2 separate regions of the Homo sapiens genome follow, and region 1 is linked to region 2. A link is a contact called in ENCODE Hi-C data. All regions are on one chromosome and are shown on one strand. The core of a region is the stretch at or near the end of the contact, and the rest is flanking DNA. Distances in the headings are between cores, read along the strand shown.

Region 1 (2,700 bases), core at 112-2,611, 240 kb before region 2:
AACCTTTAATATTCGGCTTTGTCTGTACTGAAACAATATTTCTGTTTCCTCTGTCCACACAGACGCCAGTCTCCTGCCTGGAAAAAGCCAGAGACAGCACACATTCAATCCCCAACTCCACCCCCAGCTCCCGGGCCACCTCAAAGACGCCCAGCCAGCCAGACTACCGCAGGTCACGCCATGCTCTCCCTCCTGCCAAATTGCAGCCCCACATTCAACAATTGCCGCCTTGTACTGATCATTACTTCTTTAAAAATTGGACAACTAATACTGATTTTAACAGCAATACAGGTTATAATTTTGCTCTCCCCCAACACAAGAGCTGGAAGTCCTTCACTCGTGTATTTCACTCATGTGTATTTCCCCAACACCAGCACATGGGTAGGCACACAGATGCTCGTTCATTCATTCGTCAACGAGTATTTACTGGGGACCTACAATGTGCCAGACACCAAGAGAGGCACCGTGAACAAGACAGGCACAGCACCCACTCTTACCACACTTACTTTCCAGCCAGAGAGACTGACGTTAATAATAAATTATACACATCATTACAATTGTGATACGTGCTATGAAGAAGCACAAGACGCAGCGACTGCTTGTTCCCGTGCATGCTGGTCGGCCACCTGCCACGCTCCTGTGCATGAACCCTCCTCTCTCCCAGACACACATCAAGATGACCCTGTCTCTCCCAATGCTCCCGTCAAACCAACAGCAGCCCAACTCCCCCAACACATGCAAGAACCGGTCACAGCAGAGTGTCAGCAAATAGGCAGGGTCTGTGCCTTGTGCGCGGCCAAACACCGCAGGCCTCACATCTAAAGGATGCTTTCGCCAGGCTGGGACAGGGTCTCCCTCCTCCAGGCATCAGGAGTGTGGGGGGCACAGGTGGCCCCACGGAGCTCTGGGACCGGGCGATCCTCTCCACCGAGCCCTCCGCGCTGTCTTCCAGGCGCTATTCGGGCTGGAGGGCTCTCGCGGAACCAGACGCTCTGCCCCGAGGCAGGTTCTTCCCGCGGCGCCACAGCCCCTCCGGCCCTGACCCCGCCAGCCGGCAGGCCCCTAAGTCGACCGCGAAGACCCTTCCTTCCCCGCCCGCCCGCTCCTCCTCCGCTCCCCCTCCGCTCCCAGCCCAGGATCCTTCAACCCAGAGCCCGGCTCGGACCTCAGCCGCCCAGCCCCTGAACTGCCCACGCCGCGGCCAGCAGCTCCCACATCTCGGCGCCCCTCAGGGCCTGCACCGGCCCGGGGGCGGAGTCACGTACCCAGGCGAAGAGCGCGGCCGCCGCGGGGGCGGCCTCCGAGGCGCTGGGCTCGCGCTCCATGCGAGGACGCTCCGCCGGCGCTTCCGGGAGGGACGGCACGGGGGCGGCGCCTGCCGGGGGTAGGTGAGCGCCGGAGCCGGACCGGGGACGCGTGATGGGTAGGGCGCGGGGCGGGGTCTGTGGTGGGAAGCGGCCCGCAGGCCGGGAGAGAGGGTGCGGCCGGGCCCTCGGGCCACTGGGGATCAGTGGTGGGCGGGGCCGGACGACAGCCCCGGAGCCGCCTCCCAGTCAGCCCGCCCCGGCGGCGCTCGCAGCGTCTCCGCCCGCAGCCTCCTGTCTCGCTGGGCCTCTCAGCCTCTCGCTCCTACCCCCTCGTACTCTTTATTTTTAGTCATAATTTCATGTTTCATGCAGGTGCACTGCGCGCCACAGTTCACAAAGCTCCTTCGCGTTTTTGTCTCCTTGGAGGCCCACGACAGCCCAGAGGGGCTGACAGGGCAGCGATGGCATCACCATTTGCGGGAACAGGAAATGGAGCCTGAGGGGTAGGGCAGGGTCCTGCCCGGCGTCTCAGGCGCAATTGTCTTGAGCCCGCTTTGGTGTGCGTTCGCAAACATCTGAGGGGGCGCCTTGGGAGGCGAGTGGAGTGGCACGTCGCCGGTGTCGCCCTCTGCACCTGGCACGGAGCGGGAACCCGCGCCTCGCGACGCTGAATGGGGGAGGCTGGTTAGCGTCGACTCCTGCCGGGGCAGCCTCGGCGCTCCGGGCACGGCCCTGAGCTCATTCTATTAATAATACTGGATAATCGTCACCCAACGAACATTTCCATATAAAATGGCTTTTCTCAGACAGCGTCGTGTTGCTGATGGGAGTTAATTAAGTTCAATTTATCTGAAGGAAAATATGGCACCGCGTACCGGGAATACAGAACACATAGGGTCACATTAAAGATGATCATCCACATTCACATTCGGTAGCACTTGGCCCCTCTGCTGACACGGGCCTCCAGCACTCACTGCCCTTCACCCCTGGGCTTCTGGGAAGTGTCTCCAATGAGCTCTTACACTGTCCTTTCCTGTTCTTTCACTCCATCCACTTTTAGGAGTTTCTGCCTGTAAGACCACTTGAGGGCAGCCCCTCACCTTTATCTCTCCAACCTGTGGCATCTGGAGAACGTCGATGACCATACCAAGAAAAAAGCAAACTTTGGAGAGATAAAACAGCTCTTCATTCTCTAGGGATCTGAATGTGCAGGAGCTATACCATGCTTACTGACTGTCTTATGAGTGGGCTTTTTTGTGCTGACCATTTCTTTGAAGCATGTGTAACAGGATGTAAAAATGGGATCCTTCACCGCTCAGTTTTGGCTGAGCAACAAGTGCCAGTTACTCCTATATCATAAAGTAAGGTTCAAGACCACCAAAGCAGGTCTTGC
Region 2 (2,700 bases), core at 115-2,614:
TTATCCAACTAGGAAATCGAAGGAGGAAGGAGAAAGAAGACAGAAGAGTCAACAGCCTTAGTCATACTCCTATGCGATTTATGCTGAGGGACATTTTATACCAATTGCAGGCCTTATTTTGCATCTTCTACTCAAAACAAACAGCTCAGGTGCTCCTGGAAAGGATGATTGTTCTTTCTCTGAGTAACTGACAACAATCCTCGACTCTCTAATCTGTTTAGCAGCTCCCCAGGCACATTGGGCAGCACAACCTAAGGCAGCGGCTCAAATCTTAAGGAAGCCCAAAAATACCCCGTGTGCGTTGTTACTGGATGCCCCGTCCCTTACGGCTCAGGAGATGTGTTTTTGATACACCTTGCAGCGGCTTCTGAAATGTGATCCATCCACTTAACACATCCTGAGAAGCTGCACTACGGGGAAAGGGGATATTCCCAGCAGCTCTGAAAGACTCGAGACAGGCAACCCAGCAAACCCTAGTTCCTGGCAGGCCTCAGCAACGCAGACACTAGCAACTCTGTGGTTCAAAAGCAGCCTTCCGAAAGCATCATTTTCCCCAGTTTATCAGGTCCAGGGCGATGTTTCTCTTCAGAAATCCTGCAAACCTTCTGAAGCCTTACCATCAAAAGCCTCGCCAAGGAACGAAAAGAAGCTTCGGCTGCTGACACTCAGGACCAAGGAGCAGAAAACCAGGCCCGTGAGAAGCTTCATGGTGCTGAAATGAAAGGAGAAGTCAGGCAGTCGCCCACAAGACTGGCACAGCTTCCCTTGGGACTTATATTCCGACGAGAGCCTGGTTATTTCCACTGGATCTTATTAGAGTCTCAGTGGCTCATCTAGGAAACCTTGCAGCAGGACCTCACTCAGAGCCAGAAGCCCTCGGTTCTGAACCCATCAGCCCTGAAGCCTGACTGCATAAGAGGATGCCAATGTGGCACTGATGGAGGAAGGCAGGAGTTACCACCAGACTGTCACTCCCTCAAGTAGCCTATAATTCCCCATAACGCATTTACCGTGTGTTCCCTCTGCCCCGCACAGAACTCAACATGGGATAAACACAAAGCAGGATCATTATTTTTTATTCTTAAAGCCTTTAGCACCTGGTATTCCCAGGTGTTCTCCCATCCAAGTACTACCAGGCCCGACCCTGCTTACCTCTCTAGATCAGAGGAGATAAGACACCTTCAGAATGGTATGGCTGTATGCCCCAGGATAACTATTTTTTTTAAAGGAAATGATAATCTTGTTGGGAAAGAGAAAACAGAGTAAGTTTTAAAAATCACTCCTTGGTGTGCTCCTCACCTGATCTGTGCTGTAGCTGAGCTGCGGGTCCCTGTCTGCCAGGGAGAGGTGGCTGCTATTTATAGTGAGCCTTGCTGGTCTCTTGGGAGGGAAGAAAAGCTGGATGTGGTCCCTGGGGAAAGTCCCTGCAGGTCATTTCCCCTACAAACTGGTCTAAGACAAGTTCCTGGATGCCGGTGGTTTCTTCATCCCGGGTCATTTATCCCAGTTGTGTAACCTATGGGAACAAGAGAGGTTTGCTGTGCCTTGGCAATGGACAGGGTGCTAGATCAGCTCTGCTCCTCAGCATTGGGGGAAGTGCAGCTGCAGAGATGCCAGTGGGAGCCCCGTGATGGCGGCACCTGGGCTGCTGGAAGGTGTGGAGTGAGGGCAGCTCTTCAGCCAGCTCCTGACTATACCGGTCATTTCCTCAGGATGGGCCCTGCTGGGCCACATGGCAGATGACCCTGACTGAAATCCCTGTGAGTTCATGTCTAAAGCTTTAAGCTTTAAAACGGACAGCCTACCCCTGCCACATCTCATGTGTGCCCTGGAAGCCTCCTTCCACCCCTCTGGATGTCCTGATATTTCTCAGCACAGAAAATCTCTGCTCCGCTGGCTTAGCCAATTTGGAAATGCTTTTTCTAAGTTGGCTCCTGAGCCAAGGACAATGTAGAGAGGGGGACTTTCTGCTGCCCCAGCCTAGTCCTGGAGCCCCACCTTGGGAGAATGAGAGTGTGGTGCGTTAAATAGGCAGCCCAGCTGGGGACGTGCCCAGCATCCAGGCAGGGAAGGGTGGGAGAGCTCTTGGTCTGCTGTATTATCACGGAGGGGTGCAGGGGGCATGCAGATCACTCTCTCATGAGAACATCAACAGGGTCAGATTAGCTCTGCAGAGGCTTATGGAGGAGCATGGTGGCCAGAGATGGGTCAGTACCAGAGCCCAGGGGGGCTGAGGCCAGGACATGCAGAGAGGCTGGTGGACATAGCAGCAACTCTGGTTTCTTCTTCTCCAGTCCATGTTCATACCCTGAGGGCTAGGCATTTGTAATAACAAACAAACAAGCAATTTAGAAATGGGCCAGGCATGGTGGCATGTGCCTATAGTCCCAGCTACTTGGGAGGCCAAGGCAGGAGGCCTGCTTGAACCCAGAAATTTGAGGCCAGCCTGGGCAACACAGCAAGATTATCTTAAAAAATTTTTTTTAATCTCTGAGAAATGGGTAGGGCCAGGAAGTAAAGGATGGCCAAATACTCCATAAGCAGCAAATGCGTGGCTCCAATGTGAACAATGATATTATAGACTCTGTTCTGAGACCTATGCATTGACACCTCCACCTCCCCCACTACATCTTGCCACCTTAAAACCACTGAGAGTGGTACCTGCTGGAATGGGTCCACACACACAGTCACACATATTTT

What was found. A loop is a pair of places that touch in the nucleus more often than their neighbours do. Pooled maps may share reads with other maps.
Region 1: a pooled map shows a loop between it and region 2 (16-fold over the local background). The contact joins the promoter of SERGEF here to the promoter of SAA2 in region 2. A Hi-C loop is called at or near these places in 1 of 37 single-sample maps with no recorded cell type and 6 of 50 pooled maps.

Annotation. Positions count from the first base shown.
Region 1 is chr11:18,011,686-18,014,385 of GRCh38, forward strand. It overlaps SERGEF (secretion regulating guanine nucleotide exchange factor), which reads right to left and starts at 1,362. Exons shown (of 11, transcript NM_012139.4): 1 at 1,266-1,362. The coding sequence starts at 1,325. RefSeq lists enhancers at 1-154, 155-671, 2,030-2,079 and a silencer at 1,030-1,649.
Region 2 is chr11:18,247,304-18,250,003 of GRCh38, forward strand. SAA2 (serum amyloid A2) reads right to left here and starts at 1,365. Exons shown (of 4, transcript NM_030754.5): 1 at 1,300-1,365; 2 at 618-712. The coding sequence starts at 708. SAA2-SAA4 (SAA2-SAA4 readthrough) reads right to left here and starts at 1,365. Exons shown (of 6, transcript NM_001199744.2): 1 at 1,300-1,365; 2 at 618-712. The coding sequence starts at 708. It also overlaps the pseudogene RNA5SP333.